Linked DNA regions of Mus musculus: region 2 is linked to region 1. A link is a loop called in an ENCODE intact Hi-C map of the cell type or tissue named here. Cell type or tissue: heart. All regions are shown on one strand. Each heading gives the region's core, and the rest is flanking DNA. Links, peaks and the distances in the headings are about the cores only.

Region 1 (16,309 bases), core at 2,977-10,976:
TATATCTAACTTCCTTAGAAAGACCTTTCTGTGGCCCATTTAGCTCTTGGCTCCCTCCCTTCTTAGAGACAAGGTCTCATTATGTAGACCAGGCTGGCCTCAAATATCCACCTGGCTCTACAGGGATCAAAGGTATGTACAGGGATCAAAGGTATGTGTCACTATGCCTGGCTTGCCTCTCCTCCTTTTTAGGACCTTTTTTTTTTTTTTGTGGTACTCCACAAAATCCAATTTATTATTATTTAGAAAATGATTTATTGATTCTTTACCCCTAGAAATATAAACTCCTTGCCAAACACATTCACTTTAGTATTTATCCTCTGATCCTAGTATGATGCCTGGTATATGTTAAAGCCGTATATGAACTCTCTGAGTCAATTATTAAGGGCTGGGATATATAGCTTAGTGGCAGAGTGCTTGCTTAGCATGCAAGAGGCCCCAGGTTCAATCCCCCACACCACAGTTGTGTGAGGGCGCGCGCGCGCGCGCGCACACACACACACACACACACACACACACACACAATCTGTGAATTCATCATTAACTCTGGGAATGTAGTCACAGGCAGGTGACCAGTATTTGATTGTAGTCAGTTTGATTTATAGGCAGGTGGCTTTTATTTGTTTCCTGTGCAAGGGTTGCCTTTCTGTGGAATGATAATGCCCAAATGTTTGTGCTGTGTGTGCTAAGAGCATGGAGTGGAAATGCCAGTTGATTCCAGATAGAGTCATTCATAATGGACCTTTATTATTTCTCCTCCTCCTCCTCCTTCTCTTCCTCTTCCTCCTCTCCCTCCTTCTCCTGTTCCTCCTCCTCCTTCTCCTTCTTGTTATTTATATGTATTTGTGTTTCTGTGTATGTGAATATGCCTAAATAGGTCACCTGGAGCTGGAGTTACAGGCAGTGCGGTGGGTGCTGTGTGCTGTGTGCTGGGTGCAGGACTCAGGTCCTTTGCAGGAACAGTAAGTACACACTCTTTTTAGCTAAGCCATCTCTCCAGCCTCATTTTTCCCCCCTCCTGAGGTAGGGTCTTAATACTAAATACCCAGGCTGGCCTGGAACTTTTGGCAATCCTCTTACCTCAGGTCCCCTCAATGGCTAGATTACAAGCATGAGCCACCATACCCTGCTTGATTGTCCCTTTAAACCCATGAATGGGTCAGAATTCCTCCAGCTCCTGTCAATATCGATAGGGGTTACAGTCTGAGACCACTTACCCCGCTTTATTCTCCCACAGGCTTCTCCTTTGTTCCAGTAAGTATCTCTTCGCAGCAGGCTGGCACACAGGAGATGATTAACATATCAATGGGAGGATCTCTTTGGGATCCAGAATTTGGTCTAAAGTTTTCCTCTTAGAAGCTGCCCAGGCATGCCTGTATATGGATTGTCTGTAATTACCCCTTAAAACAATGCCTGTGCCCAAATAAAAAAATTTAATCAGTGATGCCCCTGGACCTGTGCCTGAATAAAAGATTAACCAAGGAGCTCTCTGCTTGTGCTGAGACTTATACTTCAAGCCCTGCCCTGACTTGGCCCAGCAATGCCTGGCTCATTCGTCCCCACACCCGAGAGGTTTGGATTCAATGCCTCAAGAAAAATAGCTGTTGGTCACCACAGCGTGAAGCTTAATCAAATTTGTCTTCATGAATTTAGTGTTCTGACTCACCAGCGTGGGAGTGGGGGCTGATGTCAGGAGACACATCTCCGGATACCCGATCATTTGGCGGGTGAGAGTGGCATCGTGAAACATGGAAGCCGGAGAACTCGGAAGTTGGGGATGCCTGTAGGATTTCTTTTCCGTCCTCTTAGCTTTAGGCATTGACAAATGATGCACCGTTATCTGTCACCCCAGTATCACCCAGAGTCAAGACAGTGACTTAAACTGAACTATGGCACGGTTCAGGAGCAGTTCTGTGCTTTTTGTTTTGGTTACAAACTCCTTTTTCCTTTCAGGGGACAAGAAGACATAGGAGGGCGCCCTGGTTTGCCTTCCTGGTGCTGTGATAGACACCTTAACCAGAGGAAGTAACTTGGGGAGGCGAGGACCCTGCTTTCATTTACATCTTCATAGCTTGTTGGCTAAGCAGGCTGGCTGTGCAGATGAAGCCCCTGTTAGCACTCTCTGGCTCTCCTGGAAATTACCAACTGCACCAATGACTCTCCATCCGCAGCCCTGTTCTCTCCTCTTTGAGCCTTCCTGGCATCTCCCTGTTCTTCTCATGGATGCTCTTTCCCCAGCTCCCTAACAGCAGCATTCAGCAAGCTGTCATTCCTCTGAGAACCTGACACACAGTCCCAGCCCCAGTGCCTGCTTCCCCTGTTTGTGCAGCCCCTTTCCCTGTTTTTATAGCTTTGTGGTAATGAACAGGATCTGTGTCTGTCTGTCTTCCCTTCTCCAATTTTTTCTGCCTGTCTGTCCATCTGTCTGTCCTCTATCTCCCCACCCTCCAACTCCTTCCAGTGTTTCACTGTATAGCCCTGGCTGGTCTGGAACTTACTATATATACTATGCTGCCCTGGAACTCATAGAGATCCTCCTGCCTCTGTCTCCTAAATGCTGGGATTAGGACTAGATATTTCTATTGCCTGTTTTGTTATCAAAATTGTATTTGAAGAGGGCCTCACCCATTGATATATAGTGTTTACATGGCCCACACTGTGTGGCTGTGTGGTCCCTCTAACTGAGATATTCACTTCCTGGCCTTTTGAATGATGATGGTGGTGGCAGTGGTGGAGGAGGAGGAGAAAAAGGAGGAGGAGGAGGAGCAAGAGAAGGAGGAGCAAGAAGAGGAGGAACAAAAGGGGGAAGAAGAAGTGGAGGAGGAGGAAGAAGAGGAGGAGCAAGAGGAGGAAGAAGAGGAAGAGGGAGAGGGAGAAGGAGGAAGAGGAGGAGGAGGAAGAGGAAGAAGAAGGAGGAGGAGGAGGAGGAAGAGGAAGAAGAAGGAGGAGGAGGAGGAGGAAGAGGAGGAGGAGGAAGAAGAAGAAGATGAAGAAGAAAAAGGAGAAGGAGAAGGAGAAGGAGAAGGAGAAGGAGAAGGAGAAGGAGAAGGAGAAGGAGAAGGAGAAGGAGAAGGAGAAGAAGAAGAAGAAGAAGAAGAAGAAGAAGAAGAAGAAGAAGAAGAAGAAGAAGAAGAAGAAGAAGAAGAAGAAGAAGAAGAAGAAGAAGAAGAAAGCAGCTTCCTGGTTCAGTATAGAGATGAACCCTCTAGGCTATGAGTCACCAGCCTACATTCGAATCCCAGCTGTAACTCTTATTGCTCTGCCACCCTGGTTACACATCCAGGAGCTCTGACTCAGAATCCCTCCCAGCTGGTGCAGAAAAACATGACCACACCTCGCTAACTGCTTTGAAGTGCTCCTGAGGGCTCCCCTATGCTTGATGTCTTAGATTATGATCCTAGCAGATCTTTTCTGTTCTTATTTTTTAAAAAAAATGAAACACAGAACAATCTGGGCAACCACCTTTCCTGTCTTAGGGACAAAATTCATAGCATCCCGGTTGAGTCAGAGCAACTCAGGAGGTCTTCGATGACAGACTGTGGGGCTGTCTTTGATCTATTCTGGACACTCTGCTGACTCAGTGCTGACGACGGAAGACCCACTGGTGAAATGTCTGGGAGATCAAATATTTGTATGAGAGACTCAGGATTCCCAGCGGTCCCTGAAGCCTCATGGGAAGGGCTGGAAGGAATAAGAAAATTTACCAGGAACTGGTGTGGACTCCGACATCCGTTATTGCTGCCTGCAGTGGGTGATGGACAGACGGCAGTTCCTGGGAAGTTCTGTGAGGCCACTAGGTGGTCACAAGTTTAATTCGAGCCAGACATACAGGGCTGGCAAGGAGCACAAGATCCTGGTCTGCAAGAGATGCCTGTGGGCTCCGAGGAAGGTAGAACAGAAAGCAATTTAAATGAAGTAGGCAGCCCACAATTTGAAAATGGACGTCTGTTGTAGAGATGATTTTTAGTGGGGATATTGCCAGCATTTCAGGGGCCAAGGAAGAAGTGCAGGGAAGGTCGGGTTGCTGAATCCCTTGGGAACCTTGTCATCTTGAGGGATCCTGGGGGATCCAGGAATGTTTCCCAGGAAAAGGGATGACCACAGGGAAGCAAGCTTGCTGACAAGCCTTCTCCATGGAAGGAACTTGATGTTTTATTATTGTCATGATGCTGATTATGATTATTATTTATGGTGCTGGGTTAGGATCTGGGACCTCATGAATATTTGGCAAGCTCCCGACTTACGTCTCCAGTCCCAATCTCACTGCCCCTCTTACAAGGAGGGAAATACACTTAAGAGATTCACCATCAGATGATCAGCCCTACTCATGAGTTTCTTCCACCCTCCCCTGCTTGGCCCAGGTCTACGGTCTCAAAAGAAGTCATTCTTAGATTCTGTGTTTGTTCTCCATGGCTCTGCCTTGCTGTCGATGGCTGACGGATGCTGGGAGCTAGTGCACTGGATTCTCCTTTTTCGGGAGAATGGAATCTGCCTAAAGGATTGCCAGTCTCTCTGTCTTTGTATGACCAAGGCTGTAGTATGTAAGTCTGGGGCAGAGGGGCAGATGTTTGTCACCAAGACAATGCTGTGGTAGAGAGTTGGTCCATGCATGTTGCAGGAAGGACAGGGCAGGGATGAAGAGAGGCAGAGTGAGCAGCAGGGACCTGCCAAGTGATTCTTTTTTTTTTTTTTTTTTTTTTTTTTTTTTTGAGACAGGGTTTCTCTGTGTATTCCTGGCTGTCCTGGAACTCACTTTGTAGACCAGGCTGGCCTTGAACTCAGAAATCTGCCTGCCTCTGCCTCCCAAGTGCTGGGATTAAAGGTGTGCGCCACCACCTCCCGGCAAGTGAGTCCTTTTTAACCCTTCTCTTTCCTTGCTTTGGTTCCTCCTCAGGTCTCGCTGTATTCCTGAGACGGAGCTTTACAAGTTATGTAATGCTTGCATCTGCTCACTTAGTGAAGTCATTGTGTGCAACCCAGTGGGTCTTCACTATCTCAGGGGCTGATGAGATGGCTCAGTGGTTAGGAGCACTTGTTCCTCTTGCAGGGAACCAGAGTTCAGTTCCCGTAGGCTTAGTTTTGTTTTGTTTTTTTTCAAAACCTACTTTATTTAGAGTTTTTAAATGGTTAAACCTCTTTTCTAATCCACCAACCAGAGGCAAGAAAAAAAGGTTAGTAAGAAAGGGGGGTTGTGGACATGTTTAGAAGTAGTTTCTTGCAGTGACTCCGCTCTTTGTTGTCAGGATACCAGCATGCCAGTTCAACACCAAACACTAAATACAGATCAGTAGTGGTGGCCCGATCCAGGATCCAGCAGAAACAGCAAGGCTCTGTGGAATTGGTATGAGTCGGCGGAATCAGTCAGAGCCAGCAGAAATACCACAAGAAGTTCTTGGTACATTTCTGTCTTCGAAGTGAAGACCGACGAAGAAGATGAGCAAAGACCGGCAAATCGTTGCATGACCTAGCAATGCAAGAGTGTCCTCTCACTGTCTGTGGGTCTATTCATACTCTTTCTAAGCACCATGCGACCTCTCAAGGGTCTGTTTCCAGCAAAACATCACATGCCCTCTCACGAGACAGCTTCCAGGAAAACATCATGTGGCACAACTGAGTTGTTAAAGAAACCAGAAATTTCCACTTCACATCTCCCTTTCTGCTTCAAAAAAACCCAAAAAACAAAAACAAAAACAAAAAAAAACCTTTTTCTTTTTTTTTTTTTTTTTTTTTTTTTTTTAAAAGATTTATTTATTTATTTATTGTAAGTACACTGTAGCTGTCCTCAGACACTCCAGAAGAGGGAGTCAGATCTCGTTACAGATGGTTATGAGCCACCATGTGGTTGCTGGGATTTGAACTCCTGACCTTCGGAAGAGCAGTCGGGTGCTCTTACCCACTGAGCCATCTCACCAGCCCTTTCTTTTTTTTTTTTTTTAAAAGATTTATTTATTTATTTATTGTAAGTACACTGTAGCTGTCCTCAGACACTCCAGAAGAGGGAGTCAGATCTCGTTACAGATGGTTATGAGCCACCATGTGGTTGCTGGGATTTGAACTCCTGACCTTCGGAAGAGCAGTCGGGTGCTCTTACCCACTGAGCCATCTCACCAGCCCTCTCTTTTTTTTTTTTTTTTAAAACCTTTTTCTATAACACTAGCAATCTACAGGTAAGGCTGGAGAGATGGCTCAGTGGTTAAGAACACTGACTGCTCTTCCAAAGGTGTGGAGTTCAAATCCCAGCAACCACATGGTGGTTCATAACCATCTGTAATGGGATCTGATGCCCTCTTCTGGTGGACCTGAAGACAGTGACAGTGTACTCATATAAAATAAATAAATCTTAAAAAAAAAAAAAACCACAAAAACCTACAGATAATAGGCATAATTATGAGAACCATGAAACTAGAACTTTATATCATATTTTAAATGAGCTGCTTATGTACAACGTATCAAATAATAGACAAAACAACGTTAAGTCTCTATCAAGATGTATTAATCTATGCCAAGGTAAAATATTTAAGATTAGTATTTTTATTTATTATATTTATTTATTTGTCATTATTTTTCCCCTTTCCCCTCTTTCCCTCCATTATTAGATAGAGGAGAGAGATCCCTGATTTAAACTTTATTTTGTGTCCTCCTTGACTATAAGGAATAAAAACCACTCTAGATGATAACAGTCATAGCACATCAAATGACCAAAAACATCTATCCCACTTTCTGGGAAAAGGGCAGGTCATGTCTTAAAATTACTTGTCTGGAGACAAAGATATTTTCTGGGTACCCTATGAAAATCAGAATATTGGCCAAATTCCAGGAAAGCTAGCTATATCTTTTTCTGTCCAGTCCCTGTGTTGTCTGTTAAGTCTATGTTTAGTCTCTGTGTGATCAACCATTTGGGCTTGCTCTTCTGAAGTTGATGTGGATATATATTTTGGAGAGACAGACTGAGACAGTCTGTGAGAGTGAGTCACCTAGGCTATTTGCTTTGGGAAGACATTCATGTCTTAGCTGATAGGAGGGTTTCCCTGGTCAGATCTAATCTTTTTAAGTTTTCTTGGTAGCCATATTTTTTTTCATTCCCCATAGATACATGAGCATAACCATGTCCCCATCTTAAAACGATTGCGTGCTTCCATTCTAATACCAACACATCCTTATAGTACGTGAGTTAGCCTAGTTCCTCAGATAACCCAGCGTTGCTGTTGTTCCTTTTTTTCTTTTTTTAACCAATATTAAGAAAATTTAGAGTTAACAAAGCATTATTTAGTCTGTCCCTGGGGATTTTTACTCTTCCTTTTTGTTTAATAAGCATCTCTTTTATGGTATGATTGGCTCTTTCTACAATTGCTTGCCCTGTGGGATTGTGTGATATACCAGCATTATGTTTTATACTGTACATATTACAAAGAATTGCTTCATCTTATTGGATACATGTGTGGGAGCCTTATCAGTTTTAATCTGTGCAGATATCCTCATAAGTTTCTATCATACAGCTTGTAATTTTAGCTCCAGGGGATGTGGTGCCCTCCTGTGATCTCTTAGGGTTCCAGCACACATGTACACACAGAGACACACACACAATGCATAATTAAAAATGAATTCTTGGATATATCAGAGAATAGGAGAGAATCTCAGTACACAAAGGCATGATGGTAAATGGTGTCCACCACTGAGTATTGCTTCAGGAAGTGGGGTGCCGAGCAGAAGGAGAGTGGGGGACCAAGGAGAGCATCCATGAGTAACCAAAGGCACAGGGAAAGAGTTTAGCCATTTTCTAAGTCCGGGCCCTTGAGAGTTAGTTCTCAACTGCAACCCAGCACATTTCTTATGCAAAGTGTGGGGGTGAATAGAACAGAGCTGTGAGGACCAAAATCCCAGATGCATCAGCTGTCTACACTGTTACACTGTTCTGGGCTGGGAGCTGGGAGTAGAGTTTAGTCGTGGAGGTAGAGAACACATTTATGAGGTCAGTGCTCTAGGGCTTGTTCCCAAAGTGAAAGGACAGTTGTGAGGTGGGGTTAAGGGGAGGGAAGAAAAGTGTGTCTGTGTGTGTGTGTGTGTGTGTGTGTGTGTCTGTGCGCTTGCGTGACTGTAAAGTAGGGCTATAGAAAGAGAGGCTTCAAGGTTAACATATGGTAGATGCAAGCCATTCGACAGAGAAAGACTAAAACCCTTCTCCACGTGGGCTACTTGCAACAGAGCGTGTCTTCTCAATCTAACCATGGGGGAAGGCAGCTGCTGTACAAATGATCTTCCGAAGGTCACGTGACTCGGGCTCCAGTGCTTTTGAGAGTCTGCCTGCCTCTCTCCGGAGCACTTCCCTTTTCTTGATAAACCTTTTCTGTTTCTGTCACTAACCGCAGGTCTCTGGTGTAGTTCTTTGTCCTGGGACACGAGAACCTGTATATTTTTGCCTGTGTCCCCCAGACTCTGGTCTGTAGTGAAGCAGAGGAAGGAAGGATGAGAAAGAAGGAAAGGAATTGACCGAAACTTAGTGTTTTCTAGAGGCCAGAGTGGGCCTCACTGCGCTTCGTTCAAGACTTGGGGCTGATGTCTATTGGATGTTGGGGGGAAGCTGCCTCACTTCCATTCCCAGCTTTAGACCTCTCTGGTTGTCTCCATGTCTGGCCCTTCTCTCACCTAAACCTCCGTATCCCAGACACACATCTCCCAAGTGCTGGGATCTCTGGCTCTGTTTCCCCCAGAGCTGAGCAGGCACTCACTGGGAGCCTGTGATTATACCAGGCCTACTTGTGTGTTATGATCCTGTAAGAGACTGAGTGACTTATAAAGAACAGAAACAAATGTATTGGCTCATGGATCTGGGGCTGGGAGGTGGAAGGGCACAGAAGGGCACCCGTTGAGGGTCTTCCTGCTTAGCATTCTATGGTGGAAGGAGAGAGGGCCAGTAAGGATTCGAGACAGCAAAAAGCAAGATGCAGTTCACTTAAAAAAAATTTAGGCCGGGTGTGGTGGCCCACGCCTTTAAACCTAGCACTAGGGAGGCTGTGGCAGGTGGGTTTCTGAGTTTCAGGCTAGCCTGGTCTACATTGTGAGTTTGAGGCTAAATAAGGGAGACCCTGACTAAAACTCTCTCTCTCTCTCTCTCTCTCTCTCACACACACACACACACACACACACACACACACACACACACACAGAGACACACACAGACATACACCTCCCAAAGTGCTGGGATTATAGGCATGTGTCAGCCTACCCAACTGGTTTATGGCCTTCTGATAGGGTTCCTGTGACAATATGACAACGTGGTGATTCATAACTTACCAGTGAGATCAACAAACTAGAGTGCACACAGAGACAGGCCTCTGTTAGGAACTGAAGATGGAGATCAGATAGTGAATTTCTAGTCAAAACTAGTCCTTGTCAGGATTGGGCTGGAGCTAGCCTTACAGCACAGCTTCATGTATCCTAGAGCAAAGATGGATGCGCTGTCCAGGAAACAGCTGGGCTCTGCCCTGGGCTGCAGGATTGACCTGTGTGGGCTTGCAGCTCATGACCAAGGGCGGCTTTCTAGAGTGGACTCCTGCATTGTTCAAATGGCAGCATAGACTCAGGAGGCTGGACGTAGATTTCAGAATGCTTGCCCGTTAGCAGATGGTCGTTTCCCCTTTTTTTCTTTTAAATGTTTATAGGAGCATGTCTCTGTGTGGGTGGCTGTATTTGCATATGTGCTTTGTCCCTGAAGTACAGAAGAGTTGACGGCGGTAGTTGCAGGCAGTTGTGAGCTGCCTGTTGTCGGGGTTGGGAACAGAACCTGGATCCTCTGCAAGAGCAATAGATGCTTTGAACCACTGAGGATTTACCCAGCCCCATCCTGCAATGAGATGATACCTGCCATCTCGGGCTTATCCGGTTATTGTAATGAATGGGCTAACTCCCGGAGACAGTTGAACTCCTTGCTAGCAGAATTTTCCTAGCTTCTTTCTGGATACATCTGAACAGGAGACAAATATATAATTGAAACTGGCTTACAATGTTTATATTTTGATAGTATTATTATTTAGATTTTTTTGTGATGAGAGAGAGAGAAAGAGAGAGAGAGAGAGTCTTTCTACATAGGTCTAGCTGCTAACAGACTTCAGTTTCATGGATGTGTGAGCCAAATAAGCCCTCTCCTCCCCGGGTTGCTTTAGTCACGGCGTTTCATCACAGCAATAGCAATGCTGACTAAGACAGGCTGGGGTCACCAATAATCTGTTTTTAAAATCTTTTTTTTTTCTTTTTAATGCTGGAACTCCTCAAAACACCAGTAATAAATTCCTGTATGATTTTATTTGGCGTGACAATCTTAGATTCACACATTCTGTAGCAGGGATCAGGAGTCCTTTCCATTGCGGGTGTATGTCACATGTGGTTCACCTGTCCATCTAGTGATAGATACGTAGCCTATTTCTCCATATTCGGGGTCTTATACATGGTGTTGCAATAGACACCAGAGTACAAAAGACTGTGGTTGTTGGATTTCGGGACAGGGTTTCTCTGTCTCGTCCTGGCTGTCCTGGAGGATGAAGAATTTAAGTACCCCTCAGTCTGTTATCATCAACTGTCTCAAGGAAACCCAACCAAACAACCAACCCCCATCTCCTTGGTTATTTTAAGTCTCTCTCTGTGTGTAGTATTATACCTGAATTGTTCCAACTTAGTTTAGGTGTGTGTGTGTGTCTTGGTCAGAGGACAACTTGCAGTAGTCAGGTCTCTCCTTTTACTCTGTGGGTTCTGTGGATCAAACTCGGGTTATCAAGTTTAGCAGGAACTGCCTTTTCTGGTGAATCATAGAGATGACTTTACAGTCTAAACTTTAGGCTTTAATATGGTTCAACCTTGGCTGGGTGTGGTGGCTCATTCTTTTAATCTCTGCACTCAGGGGGAAGATGCAGAGGCAAGAACGTGCAGCTAGCTTACTGTGAATTTCAGGGCAAGCCAGAGTTACATAATGAGATCCTGGCTAAACAAACAAACACACACACAAACAAATACTACATAATTATTTGAAATTACTTGTAAATAAAGGCAGGTGGGAAGCCCTGGGCTTCATCCCCTGCACCACAGAAACCAAGCATGCTGGTTTTATACTCAGCACTTGGGAGGTGGAGTTAGGTTCAGGTCATTTGTGGCTACATAGGAGTTCAAAGTCTGCCTGCAGTTATGTGAGAATTTGTCTTTAAAGAAAGTAAGTACTTTTTAGAACTCAGTATTCTCTTAAACTTTGAACTTTGAAAGAATAGTCCCAGACTGAAGTGCTGGCATAGGCAGGACTACAGATAAGCGTTTCATCTGTACAGTAAAGTCATCAATGGCGGCCTCACAGATTGGAGTTTGGGGAGGAAAATCAAAATGCCCAAACTTCTTTTTGCTTTTTTTTTTTTTTTTTTGTATTTCTATATGTGCATGTCATCCATGTGTGTGTATCATGCATGTGTATATCATGCATGTGTGTGATGCATGCATGTGTGATGCATGTGTGTGATGCATGTGATGCATGTGTGGTACATGTGTGTGTGATACACGTGTGTGATGCATGTGTGATGCATGCACGATGCATGTGATGCATGTGTGATGCATGTGTGATGCATGCGCCTGTGATGCATGCATGTGTGACGCATGCATGTGATGCATGCATGTGTGATGCATGCATGTGTGTGATACATGTGTGTCATGCATGTGTGTGGTGCATATGTGTGATGCATGTGTGATACATGTGTGTCATGCATGTGTGTGGTGCATATGTGTGATGCATGTGTGATGCATGCGTGTGATGCATGTGTGTGTGATGCAAGTGTCTGCAAGTTTGTGAACACGCATGAGGTGTGAGTGTGCATGCCTGAGGGTGGATAAGCTTGTGGAGAGGCTGACTGGTCATTCTATATGGCTCTACCTCCTCCTTTAGTGAAGCAGGATCTCTCAGTCAGGAGCAGAGCTCACCCATATAGCTATATACAGACACACAGACACACAGACACACTCATCCAGAAATGCTGGGTCTGGGTGGCCAAGCTGGTTCTGATGGGGCAGCAATGGGACCCTCACAGCTCCTCAGGGCCTTTACGATGCACACCATGAAGAGAAGGGGTTAGTTGGGGAGCTCTCTCTAGGGGAGAAGTTCCAGGCTGTAAATGTCTGAGGAGAGACCTAGGTCATGTTTTCAATACACTGTCAACATCTGAACAGGGGCCAGAGGAAGGTTTGCCAATTCCTTGAGTCTAGGGCACTGGGTCCCTGTTGATAACACATATTCGCTGAAGACTTCATCTGTTCCTTGTGAACTCACAAAGCTGACTCAGTTACCCACAGGTTCTCAGGCAAGCACTTTATCCACTGAAAAACTTTCCTTAGCCTCATACAAACTTAGTTGTCTTTCTATTTCTGTGAAAGGACACCATTGTAGTGAGAGTCTGGGTTTCTTTAAAAACCCAGTTATGGAGGCAGGCAGTGGCGGCACACACCTTTAATCCCAGCACTTGGGAGGCAGAGGCAGGAGGATTTCTTGAGTTCGAGGCCAGCCTGGTCTACAGAGTGAGTTCCAGGACAGCCAAGGCTATACAGAGAAACCCTGTCTCAAACATCCCCCCCCCCCCCCCCCGGCCAAACAAACAACCCCAGTTATGTTATGTGAATGTTTTTGTTTTAATCCGAGGCGTGGATGTGGGACTGCTTCCGACTATCCTCAGCAGCAGACTATTTGCCTCCTGAGTGCTCTGGAGAGGGTATAAATGCCCCAGCCCCAGAAGGCCGTGTGTGTGTGTGTGTGTGTGTGTTCTGAAGAAGAAGGCATGGCTGTCCCTCCTGCTGGTTCCTGCTTTTGGTCTTGCTGTCGCCAGTGGTCTAGAGAAAGGAGACAAGAAGAAATTGGAGATATCCTGAGGAGACGAAGATTGGACTTGCCCTAAGGAACTCAACGCCCCTAATCAGCAGGAAGTAGTTTAAAGAGGTCCACGTCCTCTCCCGCTCTAACCTTCTTTCCCTGCTGCCTGATATTGGGGTGTTAGAAGGGATAATGACTGGAAGGGAGGTAAAGATAAGAATCCAAATAATATAGCTAAAAAATAAAAATAATAAAAAAAAAGAAATAGTGCCAACACACCATGACCAAGGAAATTTATAAGAGAATTTAATTGGGCTCAGAATTTCAGAGAGGTTAGAGCACCGGGTAAAGCAAAGGCAGTGTGGCAGGGAAAGCGGAGAACCCTGAGAGCACACTAGGAATGGTGTCAGTCCTTCAAAACCTCAAACCCGTCCCCAGGGACCCACCTCCTCCAACAAGGCCACACCTCCTCCAACAAAGGCCACACCTCCTCCAACAAGGCCATACCCCCTCCAACAAAGGCCACACCTCCTCCAACAAGGCCACACCTCCTCCAACAAAGGCCACACCTCCTCCAACAAGGCCACACCTCCTCCAACAAAGGCCACACCTCCTCCTACAAGGCCACACCTCCTCCTACAAAGGCCACACCTCCCCCAACAAAGGCCACACCTCCTCCAACAAGGCCACATCCTCCAAAAACAGTTCTGCCAACTGGGGCCCAAGCGTTCGAGCCTGAGCCTGCTGAGGCCAGTCTCATTCAAACCCTGTTTTCTCCTTCTCATCTGATTTCTGGGAGAAAAGTCAGATTGAGTTGATTTTAGGGAAAACACTGCATTCTAAACCAGGGCAAGAAATATACACATATGATATTTGCATTATATATAATGAAATATATTTCTGTGTCTGTCTGATCCCACACATACCTAGCACAGAAGACCCATGCTGCATGGACCCCATCTGCTCCCCGATCCAAGGGATTAACTTAAGGTCTTTACCTCAGGGTTTTTCCTTCTTCCGGGTCACTACTGAGCTCTGAATGATTCCCCTACCCCCCCCCCCCCCCCCACCGCGAGGGATTCACGGGCTCTGAGTGGCCTGATGCCAGCATCCTGATTCACCATTTCCTGTGTGGGGTCTGACTTCCTCGGAAGGTCCCCACGGACCTCCTCTTCTTCCTGCTGACTCAGGGAGGTATCCCGCTGCCTCCTCCACCCCCAGCGTCCCGGGAGAGGAAAGCTGGACTCAGCAAAGCCAAGTCCTGCAGCTCTGCAGGGCGAGATGCTTGTATGTGGACCAGCTGGGGATGGTCGCTGCGGTTCCCTTGTGAGTGTCATTGGAGTCCCCTGCTTTCTGTAGCAACAGGGTCAGGTGGGGACATACCTTTCGAGTTCTCTGAGGGCCCCAGGCCCCAGTCCCAGGAGTTCCTTCCACCAAGTCTCACTGAGCCTCAAAGGGAGACTGCGGTCCCTCCAAACCTTCCTAAGAAGGCCTCTGGGAACCAACTTTAATATGCTATTATTATAATTCACTGGGGGTTCAATTTGCATATAACAAATTGCAAAGGCCATAATAAGTTTTATGAGTTTCAACAAAAGTCTAAATTTGTGTAACCACTGTCCCATTGTCGAAGAACATTTCAGCGCAGCAGTAAACCCCGCCTCTCCCACCAGCATCTCTCCCTTTGTGAGCCTTTCACCACGGTTCAATTTTGACTGTTCTAGAAGATATTAGAAATGTAATTAATCAAAAAGCTCACTTTGGGGTCTAGCTTCTCTCCATACTGTAATATTTCTGAGACTTATCTCTTTCTTTTAAAATTTTTTTCTTTAATTTTTTTTTTTTTCGAGGCAGGGTTTCTTTATGTAGCCCTGGTTGTCCTGGAACTCTCTGTGTAGACCAGGCTGGCCTCAAACTCAGAGATCCACCTGCCTCTGCCTCCTGAGTCCTGGGATTAAAGGCGTGCGCCACTAGGCCTAGCCTGGTCTCTTTCTTAAGACGGAGAATCCGATCCTTTGGGACTGGAGTTAGAGGGAGTTGTGAGCTGCTGTGTAGATTTTGGGAACAGAAGGGACTTAGGTCGCCCAGGGAAGCAGCCTGTGCTCTTAACTACTGAGCCATCTCTCCAGGTATGAGTCGGGGTGGGCAATAAACAAATTAGGTCTCAACCTTGTCATCCTCCTGCCTCTGCTTCTTCAGTACTTTGATGCCAAGGGTCCAGCCCACACTATGTATTCGCACAAGGCTGTTGTGTGTCTTGCCATAAACAGGCAAGTGCTCTGAGCCTTAGGTGTCCTGGTTAGCAGCAGACTGTGAGGTTAAGGACTTCACGCCAGCCACTCCCATCATTTCCCTCTGGCTCCTAACCTGGTGCCACAGGTTCCTGCAGGTTCTCTGGGCCCCACATACTCCTGACCCACACTTTGGTTTTCACTGTGTTCTTCCGACTGTCCAAAAACCATTTTCTCACTTCCTCAGGTCATGACTGAGAGGCTGCACATCTTTCTGGATCTTTAGGTGGATCCCCCCAACTCTCTCTCTCTCTCTCTCTCTCTCTCTCTCTCTCTCTCTCTCTCTCTCTCTCTCTCTCTCTCTCTCTCTCTCTTTTCCCCTCACCCTGCCCCATTCGATCATACTGCATTTTCTCTGTGATGGCTCAGCGTCTGCTTGTGTCTCTAAATGCCTTACAGAGATGTTGCATACGCCACGCCAGCCCATGCCTCCACAGTTAACCATTCTGGTTTCCAGCTTACTCACAGTTGCATAAACTAAGACCACAGTCAATCTTAGATCGTGTATCACCTTAAAGAGAAACCCCAAACCCTTCAGACATTACATCTTTTTCCTTGTCTGTTAGTTGTCAGTGGGTACTTACCCAATTTCTTCTTTTGTACGTCGGTCAGTTTAGGACATTCTACATAGATGTCATAATACAGGAACTGAGCCTTTGGCCTGGCTTTATCCAATCAAGGTAGCGTTTTCAATTTTTAACCTTGTTTTGGTGTGTATTGATTATTCATCCCCTTGATTGATTGATTGGCTTGTTCAGACAGACTGTTGTGTAGTCTGGGCTGGCCTCAGACTCTATGCAGCCAAGGATGACCTTTGTTCTAGTCGGGTTGTTTTCTTTGTCAACTTGACATAAGCTAGAGTCATCTAGGAAGAAGAAACTTTAATTGAAAGATTACTTCCATCAGCTTGGCTGGTGGACAAACCTGTGGGCCATTTCCTTGATTAACAATTGATGGATTGATGTAGGATGGTTCAGCCCACTGTGGGCGGTGCCATCCCCTAGGAAACCTAGGAAGGTGGTCCTGGGTCTATAAGAAAGCAGACTGCAAACACTCTTACTTACTGACTCACCCCCAGTCCCATCATTCATCCTCCTTCTCTCCGTTCTTTGGCCAATCCTGGAATTCTACAACATTGTAACAACACAATATCTGGGCCTTTGGCCTGGCTTTGCCCAGTTGATGCAGT
Region 2 (16,309 bases), core at 3,123-11,122, 69 kb after region 1:
TGGGCGTTAAAACCATCCCACAGCTGTGACACTGGCCCATGTGCTATGTCATCATGATTTTGCCTGTTCTAGGATTTCCGATAGATGGACTCACAGGCTGTCCCAGAGTCTTGCCTGGCATTGGCGAGCAGTCTTCTGTGGTCAAGCAGACCTGTGCTTTATTTAGTCAAACGATGGAGATTCGCACTCTTGCTACTGTTCCCTGTGAACAAAGCACTTGTGGACGGTTGAGTCCACGTGTTTGTAGACGTGTCTTTACCTTTTCTGGATAACTCCTAGGAATGGGCTTGGTGGATCACATGCTAAGTGTATGTCTCACTGTATAAAACACTTTTTTGTGACAAAAAAAAAAAAAAAAAGAATAAAAAAAATTAGCCAAACTGTTTTGTGCTCCTGTAAGCATTGTGAGAATCTCCAGCTGTCTTTACCAACAGCTGGCGCCATCAGTAATGGTTAGCTGTCCTACTGTGTGCAGTGACCTTTCATTGTGCATTCTCGTTTGCATGCCCCTAACGACTGGCGACTGGCGGTGACTTTGAATAACTACTCGTTGCTTGGTTGGTGATCTACTGTCTCTCTGTGTAAATGTGTCCGTTCAAATACTTTACTCAGTTAAAAACAATGTCTTCTTTTTATTCTGCCATGAGCAGCTTTTTATAACTGTTTTGGGGGTTTTTTGCTTTGTTTTGCTTTTGCTTGTTGTTTTGAGACAGCACCTTTCTGTGTGGCCTGAGCTAGTCTCAGACTCATGATCCTTCCACCTGAGTCTCCTGGGTCCCAGGATTAATTTAGTAACTATATTTAAAATAAAAACCCTTTTCTTTAGTCTGTGTTCCATGGTTTTCCTTTGTTTTTCTGTCTATTTCTCCCTTCCTCCCTCCCTTCTGTCCTCTTCTCCTCCCTGTTCCCTCCCTCCTTTCTCCTTTCCTCCCTCCCTCCCTTCCTTCTTTGTCCCTCCCTCCCTCATTCCTCCCCCATCTCCCTCCCTCTTTCCTTCCATCCCTTCTTTCCTCCCTCCCCCTTCTTCCCTCCCTCCCTCGCTCCCTCCCTCGCTCCCTCCCTCGCTCCCTCCCTCCCTCCCTCCCTCCCTCCCTCCCTCCTTGCCTACCAGGGCCTTACTATTACTAGTACATCTCAAGATGTTCTCCAGCTCACAGTCCCCGTCCCCAGCTTTAAGCGCTGAAATTACAGCATGTATAACACCCAATGCTTTTCATTTTCTTAGTGGAGGAGAGCTTTGAAGATGAAAATTTTTAATTTTTATGATTGTTTTATGTATTTACTAAATTTTGTAGTGATTTTGAATTATAGGAAAAAATGTGAGTGATCCAAAGTTCCAGGGTTGTTTTCCTGTGGCTTCTCTCATGGGTTTTCTAGTTGTTGTTGGTTCTACCAGTGTTTCAAGTTCACGCATCACTTTCAGCTGAGTCCTGTCTTTGCACGTGGACATCCAGTTGTTTCAGGGTCTTGTTGAAAAGACTCGCTAACTTTAAAAAATTAAATTAACAGCAAACTTGACTGTGTCTGGTTGTCTCTTTCTGATCTTTCCTGTGCTAGCAACGCTCTGTCAATCATGTGTAGCTTTGTACTGGGTCTTGAATTGGGTCAGGTGAAACCTCCCAACACTGGTCTTCCTATCTGTGCATTTTCGGAGCACCAACTATGCATCCACCTCTGCTCGTTTGTTCAAGAAGTATAGGCCATCTGGGGCCATCAGTTGGTAGAGTGCTTGCCTAGTAGGCACAGACTGGATGTGATGCCCAGAACTGCATGACTAAAGCGTGGTGGTGCATGCGTGTAATCCCACACGGGACGGAGATGCAGGGGGACCAGGAGTTCAAGGTCATCCTTAGCTACAGATTTAAATTTCAGGTTAGCTTGGGCTACCCGAGACTCATCTGGAAACAAAAATAAAAATAACTACTCAACACCTAATAAGTCAGGCTTGGCTTCAGGAGCTGGGGTACAGTGCTGAGAAAGATACAAATTCCTGGCTTTTAAGGGGTTTTCAGGGATGTGGGTGCCCAGTGGTGGTGGGATGAGATTCTGAAATATTCGCTCCTATCTGCTGCTCCCTCTGTAGCCTCTGTGTGTGTGTGTGTGTGTGTGTGTGTGCATGCACACACACACATGCCCAGATAGAAATATGTTCTCGGAGGAAAATACACCAAAGAAAAGAAGAGTGAGCTAGAAAGAGCTCCCCAGAGCAGTGAGAACTGAGAATGTGCCAAAGGACATGAACCATTTAGCACCAGTGGGGAACAGTCTTCCAGGTGACAGAGGGGACAGGAAGCATCAGAACCCAGTGGGTTGGGAGCTGTTCTCTGGAGGGCCCTGCCCTTGAAGAACACATGTTTTCCAAGAGGGAGCACCCATGTTGGAATGACAATGTAGTTAGTGCTCCTCTCCTGTAGGTTAGTGCTCCTTTGCTATAGGTAAGTGCTCCTCTCCTATAGGTCAGTGCTCCTCTCCTATAGGTTAGTGCTCCTCTCCTATAGGTTAGTGCTCCTCTCCTACAGGTTAGTGCTCCTCTGCTCTAGGTTAGTCCTGCTCTCCTATAGTACCTAGAGAGCTAGGGCAAATGGGCTAGGCCCGAAGTGCAGAGACAAACAGCTATGGAAGACTGGGTAAGCACTTCCAAGCTACGAAAGAGCAGTGTGAAGGGTCAGGGCTTGTGCAGTTAGTAGGGGAGATCTTCCAGTTGAAGAAACAGAAGAACTGAGAGCCACTGGGTATCATCCTCCTGCGCCATGCCTTCCTGGATACTGCCATGCTCCCACCTTGATGATAATGGAATGAACCTCTGAACCTGTAAGCCAGCCCCAATGAAATATTGTTTTTATGAGAGTTGCCTTGGTCATGCTGTCTGTTCACAGCAGTAAAACCCTAAATAAGGCAGAAGTTGGTACCAGTATTGCTGTGATAGACCTGACCATGCTTTCCTTTGAAAGAATGTGGATTTGGTGACTTTGGATTTGCAACACAGTGGAATGCTTTAAATGGAGATTAATGGGTCATCAATTCCTAGTAGGAATATGGAAGACTTTGTTGCTGGGAGTATTTGAACTGTGTTGACCTGGCCTAAGAGATTTCAAAGGAGAAGAATTTCAGAATGTGGCATAAAGACAGTTTTTGTGGTATTTTGGTGAAGAATGTGGCTACTTTTTGCCCTTGTCTGAAAAGTCTGCCTGAGACTAAAGTGAAGAGAATCAGATTAATTGCATTGACAAGGGAAGTTTGTGGCTGCGCTATCTGGAAACTTACAGCCAGCCTCTTGGACCTCGGGTGACTTACGCAAATACTCAGGGACAGAGATGCTTGACTCTGTACTGATGAGTTGTCTTGGATGCAAATATGGGCTCTTCATTTGACTACATGTCACGATGAGTCAGGAGCTGCTCTCTCCAGAGTGTGACAAAGCGAGGGGATGCTGACGGTAGCTGTTCTAGCTTTGAAGGTAAGCCTGCACTTATGCTAAAGTCACACATACACGAGCCGGGTGGAGAACCTGTCTGTGTGGAGACACCTTTCATTACCTGTGGCATCCAGCCTCTCAAGCTTGGACTGCCTGTGTGCTCCTGGACTCTGGAGGTCCCACTGCTCTGTCCTCTGCTGCTTATGATACTGACATTTTAAAAGAATCCAGTGGTTCCCCCCTGTACTCGGTGTCTACTTCTACCTGGATGTTCCTCATTTATGTTCTGTGACACTTCTCTGTGACTCTGCTGCATTCCTGGGTGACATGTGGACACCCTGTCCCTTTGCAGACCATGATGTCACTGTCACTAGTGGAATCAGATGCCCCAAGTGTTGTCCTGTGTTTGGGAACGTGACAGGCAGTACAGAAGCAGAAGAGGAAGGGTGAAAACGGAAATGTCACAGCAGCATCTGATGTGTGCCTCAGTCACGCATGCTGCTGATTGGAACTACTCAGCATGAGAGAGGGCCATGGTGAATACACAACCCTATACACACTGTGTCCATTTCTCTCTCTCTCTTACACAGAGAGAGAGGGAGGAGGGGGAGGGGGAGGCGGAGGGGGAGGGGGAGGGAGAGGGAGTGGGAGAGGGAGAGGGAGAGGGAGAGGGAGAGGGAGAGGGAGAGGGAGAGGGAGAGTTTAATGTCTGTGAAGAGATACCATGACCAAAGCAACTCTTATAAAGGACAACATTTAATTGGGGCTGGCTTACAGGTTCAGAAATTCAGTCCATTCTCACCATGGTGGGAAGCATGCAGGTAGATGTGGTGCTGGAGGAACCAAGAGTTCTATATCCTGATCTGAAGGCAGCCAGGAGAAGACTGCCTCTTCTGCACAGGGCAGAGCTTGAGCATAGAACATCAAAGCCCTTCCCCACACTTCCTCCAACAAGGTCATACATACTTCAACAAAGACACACCTCCTAACGGTGCCACTCCCTGTGGACCAACCATTTAAACGCATGAGTCTATGAGGGTCAAAGCTCTTCAAACCACCACACTCATGTACACACACACACACACACACACACACTCTCATACACACACACACACACACTCACACACACACACACACACACACACACACACACACCACACACACACACACACACAGAGTTCTATTTTGCACTGTTTCACTGTCACAAGGTTCTACTTATCTCAGACACACTGCCAGGAATTGTGTGGGAAGACTTTCAGTTTCTTTGGGTTCACATGGACTTAGCAGTTCTTGGTGATCCTGAAAGATTTCTGCAGAAAGAAGCCAAAGTGTTGAGCCCAAGGCCTGGCCACACATTAGTCCTGTCTAGATGAACAGGGGTTTAAAAATAAGGGGGCATCAAGGTGAAGCCAGCAGGGGCTGACTTAGAGAGGAGACCCACCCAAGCCAACTGCTCGAAGTCAAAAGCGATGAATCCCCATATCCAGCTGTGCCCGGTGCTGTCTTGCTACATCTTTAGTAAATGTTCTTTTAGTTGTATGCGTATGAATATTTTGCTTGCATATATTTGTGTACACCATAGGTGTTCCTAGGGCCTATGGAGGCCAGAAGAGGGCATCAGATCCTTTGGAACTGGAATTATAGACACTTGTTACCCATAGAGTAGATTGTGGGAAATGAGCCTTTAGTCTTCGAGAGCGGCCAGTGCTCTTAACCTTTGGTCGTTTCTCCAGGTCTTTGAGACTTTATTTTCTTGGACATCAGGACAGGATCCAGGGCTTTGAGCTTGTTTCTTCAGCCAGCTTTCTTTTCATGTATATTAAATTTTATGTTATTTTGCTTTCTTTTTCCCCAAGACAGAATCACACTCTATATAGCTCAGGCTGGGTTTGAATTCAGTTTCCCTGTCTCAGTCTACCGGGTAATATGATTACAGATGTGAGTCTGACTTTGGTATCAAAGTCCCCAGCCCTTCTGGATATGTGTTTTAAGGATATCAGATATATCCTTGATTTGCTTTGAATTTTCTTTTTAGTTACAACATAATTAGTTCCGTGTCACCTGAATATGTGTATGTCACCTACATAGTCTTCCTTCTTCTCTTCTTCCCTCTCCCACCTTCCCAGGTACCTGTCTGTCTTCATATCCTTGTGCTGAGAGTCTTGTTGAGGGAGATGATGACCGAGACAGAGCCACTGGGGAAGGGAGATGGGCTAGTGCAGGTCTTCAGAGAGGAGCTCGTGAATATTGTAGCCCCTTTAGTCCCTGGCATGTCCTCTTGTATAGCCACCGCCATGCTGTGGCCTGGCAGAAGTGAATAAGTTGTCCAGCTGTTGACAGGCCTGCCCTCCAGACCCAGTCTGATCCCAAGAAAGGGCATCTGTGTCTGTCTCTGAGGCCGTAAGTGCTGCCTGGTTGTCTCCAGCTTGACTTGACACTCCCTCCTTAATAAGAGTACCACAGAACAGGGTCTGCAGAGTCCCTGGGCCAGGTCCCTGTGCTGTCCTGGAATGCCAGGCGTGAATTTCCTGTGAAGTAGGACTTTGCTCGCCAAGCTCCCACGGCTTGCCCTTCAGATAGCCAGAATTATCTGGTACCCTGCATTGCCGTTCAATACGCAGAGTATCACTGGAAGCGCGCGCGCGCACACACACACACACACACACACACACACACACACACACACACGCCCACTCCATCTTTAAACCCCACCCCCCAGCAACGGCGGTGTAAACACTCTCCATCAGGAAGCTGAAACGCAGTTGCCCTCTGCTGGGGAGATGAAGGCAGCTTGCTGGGGGCGAGGACCGTGCTAGCAACCTTCCCTGGTGCACACGGGCTCTGGTGCATGACGGGAACGGAAACGCGGAACTAAAGTCAGTCCTGCTTTTTTTTTTTTTTTTTTTTTTTTTTTTTTTTTTTTTTTTTTTTTTTGGCGTTGGTGGTGGACTGAGTGACAATCAGTGAAATCACTTAGGTTGTTTTTCTCTTCTTCGTTGGGTTTGATAGACGGTGGGAGAGGGTCAGAGGAGAAGGGGAGGGATGGGGAGAGAGGGAGGAGGGAGGGGCGGGAGGCGGGGGGCGAGGAAAACGTGCTAACTTCTCCAATCCTACAAGACAAAGGTTTGGAGAAAGCCGCACTGAGTGACCCAGCAGAAGGAATCCAGGAATGTCCGCTGGAATCTGACTGTTGATTCCAGCGCCATGCAGAGAATCTAGGCTGGTAGGAACATTCTTTGTCCTATCCGACATAATAACTCCAACCAACACGGAAAAGAAAGGCTATACAAGTGAAGAAATGGCATTTTCACTTTCATGACTATACAATCACTTCCAGGTAGTAACACGTGTCTAGCACAGCGGTTCTCAACCTGGGGGTCACGATCCCCCACTTTTCTGCATATCAGACATTTTTACGTTGTTATTCATAACAGTAGCAAAATTGCAGCTATGAAGTAACAATGAAATGCATTTATGGTGCGTGTGTGTGTGTGTGGGGGGGTATCACCTTAACATTTACTGTAAGAAGGTTGAGAATACTGCTCCAGCAGCTAGTGTGTTGGACTTAGGTTCTGGGTATATTATTAGCAATAGCCAACCAGAATCCCCACCCACCACAGCATTGAGGCCCCATGCAGGGCTTGCTGGGAGAGGCACTGATAAGACTTCTTTATGTATTTATTTAGAGACGAATACTCATTAGGTAGGCCAAGCTAGCGTCAAACTCATGGCAATTCTCCTCCTCCAGTTTCCTAAGTACTGGACTCAGGAGTGTGTTGCCATCATATACAGTAAGGATTTATTGACTGAAGAAAATCTCAAGTGGCTTTGGTTAATCCCTACTACGCCAGAGGCTGAGGCAGGAGGCGCGCAAGGTCAAGGCTTGCCTGGGCTACATATAGAGTGAGCTCAATTTTGACACTTGGTGCGGTGTTAGTAGTAATAGTAAAGATGAAGGTGTGGCTCAGGTGGGGCCGGTGATTGGACACACTTGGGGTCTCCTGGTCCATCTGCAGCTGTGCAACAGGAAGAGCGGAGAATGAGAGGAAAGAGAGAAAAGACAGAATGAGAGAGAGGGAGGAAGAGAGAAAAAGGAAAAGAGAGAGGAAAGGAAAAAGGAAAATGAGGAAAGCGAGAAAGAAGAAATGAGAAAGAGGAAAGGGAGAAAGAAATGAGAGAGAGAAAAGAAAAGACAGAATGCGAGAGAGGGAGGAAGAGAGAAAAAGGAAAAGAGAGAGGAAAGGAAAAAGGAAAATGAGGAAAGCGAGAAAGAAGAAATGAGAAAGAGGAAAGGGAGAAAGAAATGAGAGAGAGAAAAGAAAAGACAGAATGCGAGAGAGGGAGGAAGAGAGAAAAAGGAAAAGAGAGAGGAAGGGAAAAAGGAAAATGAGGAAAGCGAGAAAGAAGAAATGAGAAAGAGGAAAGGGAGAAAGAAATGAGAGAGAGAAAAGAAAAGACAGAATGCGAGAGAGGGAGGAAGAGAGAAAAAGGAAAAGAGAGAGGAAGGGAAAAAGGAAAATGAGGAAAGCGAGAAAGAAGAAATGAGAAAGAGGAAAGGGAGAAAGAAATGAGAGAGAGAAAAGAAAAGACAGAATGCGAGAGAGGGAGGAAGAGAGAAAAAGGAAAAGAGAGAGGAAGGGAAAATGGAAAATGAGGAAAGCGAGAAAGAAGAAATGAGAAAGAGGAAAGGGAGAAAGAAATGAGCGAGATAAAAGACAGAATTTGAGAGAGGGAGGAAGAAATAGGAAAAGAGAGGAAAGGATGGAGAAAAGAGAGAAAGAAAGAGAGATGAAAGAGAGAAAGGAGAAATGAAATGAGAGAGAGAGAGAGACACAAAGAGCCAGAGAGAGAAGAAAAAAGGGGAAAGAGAAAGAGAAAGAGGAAGGCTCCTCTTGGACACATCTTCCTTTATCTTTCCCTGGGGACCGCCAAAGCCTGGTGGCATACTGTACATTCTGTACACTGTTCATTCAAAACAGGCTCTGTCTTAAAGATGGTCTGAGCGGTCAGAAAAGGGTATTGTTAACTTGTTTGCAAAACTGCCTCAGGAGAGTGCTGAGTGCGTGAAAGTTGCTGCCCGTTAAGGAGAAGTCTCTACTACTTGTGATCTCACCATCGAAAATTTCTTTAATTGTCTCCTGGTGTTCTGGGTTTTGCAGTTTTGTTTCTAAGGATACATTCTTGGGTGATGTCACAAAGTCCCCAAAGACACGGTGGAGCTGTGTTAGATGGGGAAAGACAGTCTGCTGAGGATTTATCTGGAACTGTCAGAAGGAAAAGAAGGTAAATGGGGCACTTGGGAAAGTGGCCTCTAGTTTGACTTCTGGCTTAGCAAAGGTTGTGGGGAGATAAGGCATACACAGTAGTTAGCAGGAGGCAACAGGGTCCTGGGAGGACGCGAGGCAGAAGGAGAGGCTGGGCTGACAGCATGCAATCATTGCATAGTCTCCAAAGGAGATTGCAACATGGCTGAGTTTTCAGAGGTCCTACAGAGCCCGTGGTAGAGATTCTGTGGGTTCTGAGACAACTTGACTTTAGCCAGATGGTATTTGAGTAATCTGGGAGAGAGAAAACAGCTACAGCAAACAGGGCCACATTTAGTGACGAAACTCTCACTTTGACTGTTGAGTCATTTGCAGTGGGCCCTGAGGTCAGGCTGGCCCTCAGCTCAAAAACAAGCGAGGAACTGAAGCAATTACTCAGATAATCCACAGCCACAGCCACTGGAAAGGGCCACATCCCCAGAGACAGCACAGCAGGGGTGGGGGTGGGGCTATGAGAAAGTTAGTGATTGTAGCAGTTATCTAGAATGTGCGGAGCAGAGGAGGTTACACAAAAACCTAGAATGTCATTCAATGTGGGAAACCGAGAGGCTCCCAAGCCCTAAAAGGAACAGTTTGCTTTCAGCCAAAATGGAAATAAAATTTGGGGCTTAAATCTGGCAAATGATTCAGACCTTCTGTGTAGGTGTCTTTAAATGCACAGCAGATTGATTTTCATGTTGGAGTTTATTTGAACTAAAAGACAGAAATGGTGAAAAGCACACCTGAAGAAATTGAGATGCTATGAATAAAATCATTTACTTACAGCTATCACTTAATTAGTACCTCCTTCCACCTTGCTGATTTATTGGGCTAGTCAAGGAAGAAAAGATCTTCCCTCCTCCTTCTCTCCTCCTCCCCCTCCTCTCCTCCTCCCCTCCCCTCCTTGACCTTCCTCTCCTCCTTTTCCCTCCTCCCCCTCTTCTTCTCTTCACCCCCTCCTCCCCTCCCCTCCTCTGTACTCCTCCCCTTTCCTCCCAATCTCTTTTTTCTCCCCCTTCTTCTCTTTCTCCCCCCTCCTCTTCCCTCCTCTTCCTCCCTCCCTCCCTCCTCCTCCTCATCCTCCTCTTCCTCTTCATCCTCTTCTCCTTCCTCCCTCTCCTCCTCCTCCTTTTCCAGCCCTACCTACCTTCCCTTTCTTCTTCATTTATTCAAAGTAGCTTTGAACAGCACTACTCGGTTTAGTTGTGTATAAAAGGAAAATGCAGGTCCAAGCAGCTTGGGGAAGATTGCTTTTTGCTCTCTGGAGGCAGATGATGACAGTTCAAGATCATTCCTTTTGCTCCATGTCACAGGAAGGGGGACATGCCGAATCTACCAGTTTGCAGCCACCTACACAGGATCCACCTTCACTTCTAAGGAAATGTTTGGGAAGCTACCTACCAACCACTTCTGGCATCTCATGGGCTAGAGGACTCTTAAATGGCACTCTTATTTGTTTAATAAAGGAGGTTGTGACGTGTAGTTTTAAATCCCTTCCACACAACAATTGCTACTCTCTGACCAAAAAAGAAGGGAGACAGGATACGGCTAGGTGTCTAGTAGACTTTACCACTTTGAAAAGCCTTAATATAAATCAGGTAGATACATCTTTTTAACTTATTCTTGTAAAGACAAAAACAAAACTTTATTTTTATTTGTGTGTATGCTTGTGTGTGTGTGCCTGTGTGTATACCACATGTCGCTGGTGCCGGAGAACACCAGAAGAGGGGACCTGATCTCCTGGAGCTAAAGCTATCCATGGTTCTGAGCTGCCTGATGTGGGTGCTGGGAACAGAACTCTGGTCTTCTGCAAGAGCAACAAGCCTCCTCTTAACTACGAATCTCCTCCCCATCCCCCCAAATACATTTAATTATTCATTTTAGCAGCTTTATTTCGTAACTACTTATCACAGCATAAAACAAGGATTTTATATATATTACATGCAATCGAGGATAAGAGTTGAGGGGAGATGCGTGTGCTCCTTCTGGGTGTCTGTGCTTTTGAAGAATGTAAGCAGTGCACAAGGGACCGAGGCGTGCCTGTCTGCCAGGAGCTGTCTTCTTCCCTTGGACTCTGAGCTGAGTGCAGTGCTCCGAAGAAGTAAAAGACGACCTCATGAAGCAATGTCTTCAACCCAAACATGCTGTCCAGACAAAGTCCAGCTTCATTAGTGCTCTGAGGAGAGACTTACTGAGCCTCAGGAAAGCCCCCCTCAGCATGGCGAAAGTCCACTTTGATTGAAGTGACTCGAAAGCCATGGCAGTGCGGCGGCGGCCGCGTGGAGCTTGTGCTCGAGTCGGAAGCGGCATCTTTGTCAGGCGGCTGTGATTAGCACGGGGAGGCAGGACTGGAGTGAAGGAAGAGTTGGGGGCGGGGCTTAGCGCTCTGGTCTCCTAAGCTGTAGTCAGCGCCTCAAGATTTGTAACCTGCCTTCTGCCTTCCCAGCCAGGCAGTCAAGTGGCTCCAAGCTGAAGACTGCAAAGTGCCCCTAACCTTTTGGTTATAGCGAGGCTGAAGACACCGTGCTCTTTCATGAAAGCCGGATGTCTGAAATCCGATTTGATAAATATGGATAAAACGTATAACGCTCGATCAATCGAATCGAAGGAGCTCACGATTGGCACCACGGCTTTGGGGACAACAGAGTACTGACTCGTTGGGAGGACTTGGATACTTCCCCTCCTCTTCCATCTCTTCCCCTTTCCTCACTTCCTCCTCCTTCCTTCTCCATTTTCTCCCTCTTCACTGTTTCTTACTATTTTTACAAAAGATTTTATTTATTTATTTATTTATTTATTTATTTATTTATTTATTTATTTATTTATTTAATGTATGCGAGTACACTGTAGCTGTCTTCAGACACACCAGAAGAGGGCGTCAAGTTCCATTAGAGATGGTTTCGAGCCACCATGTGGTTGCTGGGGCCTCTGGAAGGACCGCCAGTGCTCTTAACCCCTGAGCCATTTCTCCAGTACCCTTCTCACCGTTTCTCTTCAATCTTCTTCCTCTTCCTTCTCCACTTTCCTTGTCTTCTTGGTTTCATTATCTTTCTCCCTTTCTTCCTCTTCTCCCCTTCTTCCTCCTCCACTGTAGTTTTCCTTCCCTACTCTTTTCCTGCCTCCCTCCTCCTCCCCTCTCATTCCCCCTCCTCTTTCCTCCTTCTCCCTCCTCCTCCTTCCTTCTCCCTCTCCCCTCTCCCCTCTCCCTTCTCCCTTCTCCCCCTCCTCTTCCTCTTTCTCCTTCTCCACCCCTCCTGTCACAGTATCAATGGCAAGGGTGTTCTAGAATGGAGGAGTGTCCCCTAGGCACTAACGAAAGCCAGTTAGGATGCTCTGAGACGGGTACAATTCAGGGAGGGCCGTGGGGATGGAAGGGTTGTGCTGCGATTCATTCTGGAGCAACCCCCAGGCAGAATCATGAGGTTGGTTCCGGATTCGCAGGGCACAATTCAGAAGAGGAAGGTTTCAGGAAGGACGAGTTTGTCTGAGATAGGAGTTACATCTGATGTCTTGGCAGCAGAGCCACTGTACAAGCGTGCTTTATTAACCACGTGGGATTAAATCTTCTTTTAAATTTATTTTCAACTCTTAAGGAAACGTGAACTTTCACATTCAAATTTAGACTTGCAGCTCTTATGGGGAAAAAAAGGGGATCTTAAGAATATTAAGCATAGGCGGCTGGAGAGATGGCTCAGCGGTTAAGAGCACTCTCTGCTCTCCCAGAGGTCCTGAGTTCAATTCCTAGCAACCACATAATAGTTAACAACAGTCTTTAATGAATTCTAATGCCCTCTTCTGGTGTGTCTGAAGACAGTTACAGTGTACTCATATAAATAAAATAAAGAAATTTAAAAAAATGAATATTAGGCATAGATTCCTGGATCCTAAGAAAGCCATCAGAGCTGGAGCCATGTGTGGGATCCTGCTTGGTGCTGGAGGGGCAGAGTTCATGCCCCCGGGGTTTTTACTTATTATCACATTTTCATCGTTGTTTTGAAACAGGGTCTTGTGTGGTCCAGGCTGGCCTTGAACTCATCTTTCAGCCTCTACCTCACAGGTTCTGGGATTACTTGGTTCCTAAAAGTATCTCCGTCAAGCTCCCTGGTGTTATGGCTGTGCCAACCAGGAGGGTCTATACACTCGCTCAGGTAGAGGGAGAAGATCCGAATCTCTGACAGGGACTGCTGCCTCTCGGGGCAAATGGAGTGAAGGACAGCGGCAGAAGGATTTAGGAAAGATGGACGGGAGAGTGGAAATGCTGCAGAAGCCAGAAAACAAAGCAGGAAGCCTGCTGTCCAGTGGGGCTCAAGAGCGGAGGGATGCGAGGGGGCTGCGCAGGAACATTTAGCGTCTGCGTCTATGGGGGTAGGGGCGGGGTGCCAGCACCTAGTCACCTGAAGGGGAAATGCTTGCCCAGGGAGCAGGTCTCAGTAGCTGACCTAGAGAAAGGAGCGGCCCCTACAGAGGAGACACGGGTCACTGTTTGTTAAAGTGAAGGAGAAATAAATATTCTTTCAAAGAATCTTAGGTGAGCCCAGTTCATCTGCGCTGTGGAGGCCTGGGGAACAGTTAAAAAGACCCTGACACACACCCAAGGCAAACAAGCAACACACGGCTCCTTCCGTAAGGGTCCATGATTCTCTGAAGAATCAGCCCCGGAATCAGCCCCGGAATCAGGTAGTCCGTAAACACAATGAGTGTTTTACTCTGCAGAAGTCCAGCCTGCTGGCGTCTCCCATTACCAAAATAGAGGGATAGTCACGTGAGCTCACCGGCTCGATTTAAGGCACGTGGTTTTCCAGGGTAGATGAGCTTTGGCTTCTGGAACCATTATGGGGCACGAAGGATGGAGCCAGGATTTTTTTTTTTTTTTTTTTTTTCTATTAGCAATTGATTTGCTTGGGCTTGGCTGGACTTGCCCAGTTCTTAGGCCCAGTCTTCTTAACTGCCGATCTGAAGTCTGTCATGGAGTCAGCCTAGCCTTCTCACTTCCCTTCAGCTCGAATAGGAAGAGGAGGTGCACACCAGATGGTCTGAGAGCAGGGATAAATGGTGTGCCTTTGTCTTTCAGTATTTCGTTATTTTAAGTAGGAAGATGCTTTTCTGTATTACATTGCTTGTGAAACCGGAAGTTGATTCGGGGCACAGGACAATGGATTTGGTGTTTTGCAAGGACTGTTTCAGAAGAGAGAGGAGTGGAAGGGTGGTTAGAGTGAGGAGTGGGGTGGGACGGGATGGGGGAAGAGAAGGAAGGGCCAGACAGGCTAGGTAGGGCTGAGAGGAGGCGGTGGGAACTTCTTGAGTTAGCGCAGCAGTAAACTTGGATGTGCGTGTATCTTTGTGATATATGACCCGGAGCCGTGTAGCTGGCTCCGATAGTACTGCTAATGTCAGTGTCGGGGGGGGGGGGTCCCATACTGTTCCACAGGGGCTGCACATTCCCATCGAGAGCAGGAGGGCTCCTCTCTCCATACATCCTCGCCAGCATTCCTTGTTGTTTCTGTGATGACAGGGGGTGGGATGAAATCTCTCTGTTGGTTTGAGAGACCGTGAAGAAGCTCAACCCCAGGACATTTTGCAGTCTTGGAAGGCAGTGCCTCCATGTGGAGCCGTGGAGCCCATCTCTGAGTCCAGGTCACTCTTGCAGTTCGCACTCAGCTCTTCAGATGCAGGAGAGACGTTGGTGGGAAAGCAAGATTGTTTGCTTGTTGAGATAGACACATTCTCCACACAAAGGCTCACGTGGGGCAAAGGCTGATTGACGTACAGCGTTCAGGAACGCCTGTGGTAGAGCTATGATTAGCTGTCTCCATCTATGAAGCAGACAAAGAGTTATAAAAAAAATCAATGTTTTCAAATTGTCAAACTTTTAACCCGACAGCAAGCGCTCTGTCCCTGGGCTAATCCCTAGCCCTGGTTTCTTGAGATGGGGTCTTTTGTGCACTAGACTGGCCTAGAACTCACGATCTTAGTGTTCCAGCCTCCCAGCTGCTGGGATGAGCCGCTATAACCAGTCTGCCTGCCTTCCTAAATTTTAAGTGATGGGAAGTGGGGGAGAATACAGTTTAAAGTATGCAGATCTGAGAGCAGGAACCTGGCAAAGCCAAGGGGCCGGAGTTACAGGCGGCTAACATGGGTGCTGGGAACTGACCCAGGTCCTTGAGAGGAGCAGTGTGTACTCTTGACCAAACAGGTCCGTCTCTCCAGTCCCCGTAGTATTAAAAATAGGTACTACGGGCATGGTGGTGCACACCTTTAATCCCAGCACTAGGGAGGCAGAGGCAGGTGGATTTCTGAGTTTGAGGCCAGCCTGGTCTACAAAATGAGTTCCAGGACAGCCACGGCTATACAGAGAAACCCTGTCTTGAAAACAAAACAACAACAAAATAGGTACTACAAAGCGATGTAATTGTGCTCAAACATGCAAACCGAGGGGACTGTATGCATAAGAAAGAGAAAGACGGCCACACTGGTTCTATCTGGGTGACAGGAAATCAGTATTTTTATTTTTCACATTCATTTTTTTGTTGTTGTTGTTGACACAGTGATTTTTCTATCAAAAACATTATTTCTTTTATAGTTCCCCTGAGGAGCTGTTTTTAAAGCCGTGCTTTGAAAAACCATTGAAGGAGCAGAGGCAGGGAGACTCCTGTGTGGCAGTCGGTGAAGCAGGCCCTCTGCAGGCAGGCTGGCCCTGGACTTGGGAGTCTCTTTCCCTCCCTCCTGTGCTCAAATAGCAAATGTCAGGCTTCAATGTAGCTAGAAGGTTCTAGAATGATTAAGTTTCCAAGGCTGAAGAGCTTCCCTGTTTGCCTTTCACTTCCCTGGAGAGGTCGTTGTGTGTTCCGGAGTCTGCAAGGTGCCTTTGGTGATGCGGGTGGTTCATCTCGGGAGATTCCGCCTGGAGGACCCAAGTTCAAGCCCTGCCTGAGCTACAGAGTGACTTTCAGGTCTTCTGCGCAATTCAGTGAGACCCAGTCTACAAATAAAAAGTAAAAAGAAGGCTGTGGATGGAACTCGGTGGTAGAGTTCTGGGTTTACTCCCTAGAGGAGGGGAGAAGGAGGAGGAGGGAGGAGGAAGAGGAAGAAAGAAGAAGAGAAGGGAAGAGGAGAAGGAAGGGAGGGAAGGGGCTGACAAGAAGAGAGAAGAGGGAGGGAGGGGAGGGAAAGGAAGGGGAAAGGAAGGGAGGGAAGGGGCTGACAAGAAGAGAGAAGAGGGAGGGAGGGGAGGGAAAGGAAGGGGAAAGAAGAGAAGGGTAAGAAGAAACTGTTCCAATGGTCTGGGCCACAGAGTGATGGCCTTTTGTGGTGATCAGCTGTAATCCTTGATTTGACACAACCTAGAATCTGGGAAGCGAGTTTCTGTGAAGGAGCATTCACACTGGCTGGCCTGTGGGCGTGCATGTGGGAGACTGTCATAATTAGGTTCATTAATACAGGAAGTCCCAGCCCACTACAAATGGCTTCGTTCCATACCCAAGAGATGCTAACTGTAGACGGTTGGAGAAAGCAAGCAAGCTGTGGATACCCCACGCTCTTTCACCTCGGCTCCTGGGGGGTGGGTGCACTGTGTCTCTTGGTATTTTAAAGT

What was found. A loop is a pair of places that touch in the nucleus more often than their neighbours do. Peaks named below come from ENCODE experiments on the same cell type or tissue, not always from the same donor. Only the 100,000 strongest peaks of a DNase experiment are listed, where the experiment ranks them.
Region 2: a loop joins it to region 1, with 2.0 times the contacts of the local background. A loop is called at or near these places in 4 of 42 quality-filtered maps.

The regions. Positions count from the first base shown.
Region 1 is chr2:170,244,580-170,260,888 of GRCm38, forward strand. No RefSeq gene overlaps it. Among named protein-coding and RNA genes, the nearest start is that of Gm17619, 59 kb to the left of the region's middle. In heart, for the core only: a CTCF peak has its summit at 6,290 (motif pointing left); a DNase peak (open chromatin) is centred at 8,282.
Region 2 is chr2:170,313,194-170,329,502 of GRCm38, forward strand. Gm34542 (a long non-coding RNA gene) reads left to right here and starts at 6,032. Exons shown (of 3, transcript XR_375322.3): 1 at 6,032-6,291; 2 at 8,575-8,698; 3 at 10,032-10,208. It overlaps Gm39999 (a long non-coding RNA gene), which reads right to left. Exons shown (of 3, transcript XR_867041.1): 3 at 15,307-15,697. In heart, for the core only: a CTCF peak has its summit at 6,197 (motif pointing left); DNase peaks (open chromatin) are centred at 3,798, 6,198, 9,078 and 11,088; H3K4me3 peaks cover 2,307 bases; H3K27ac peaks cover 3,338 bases.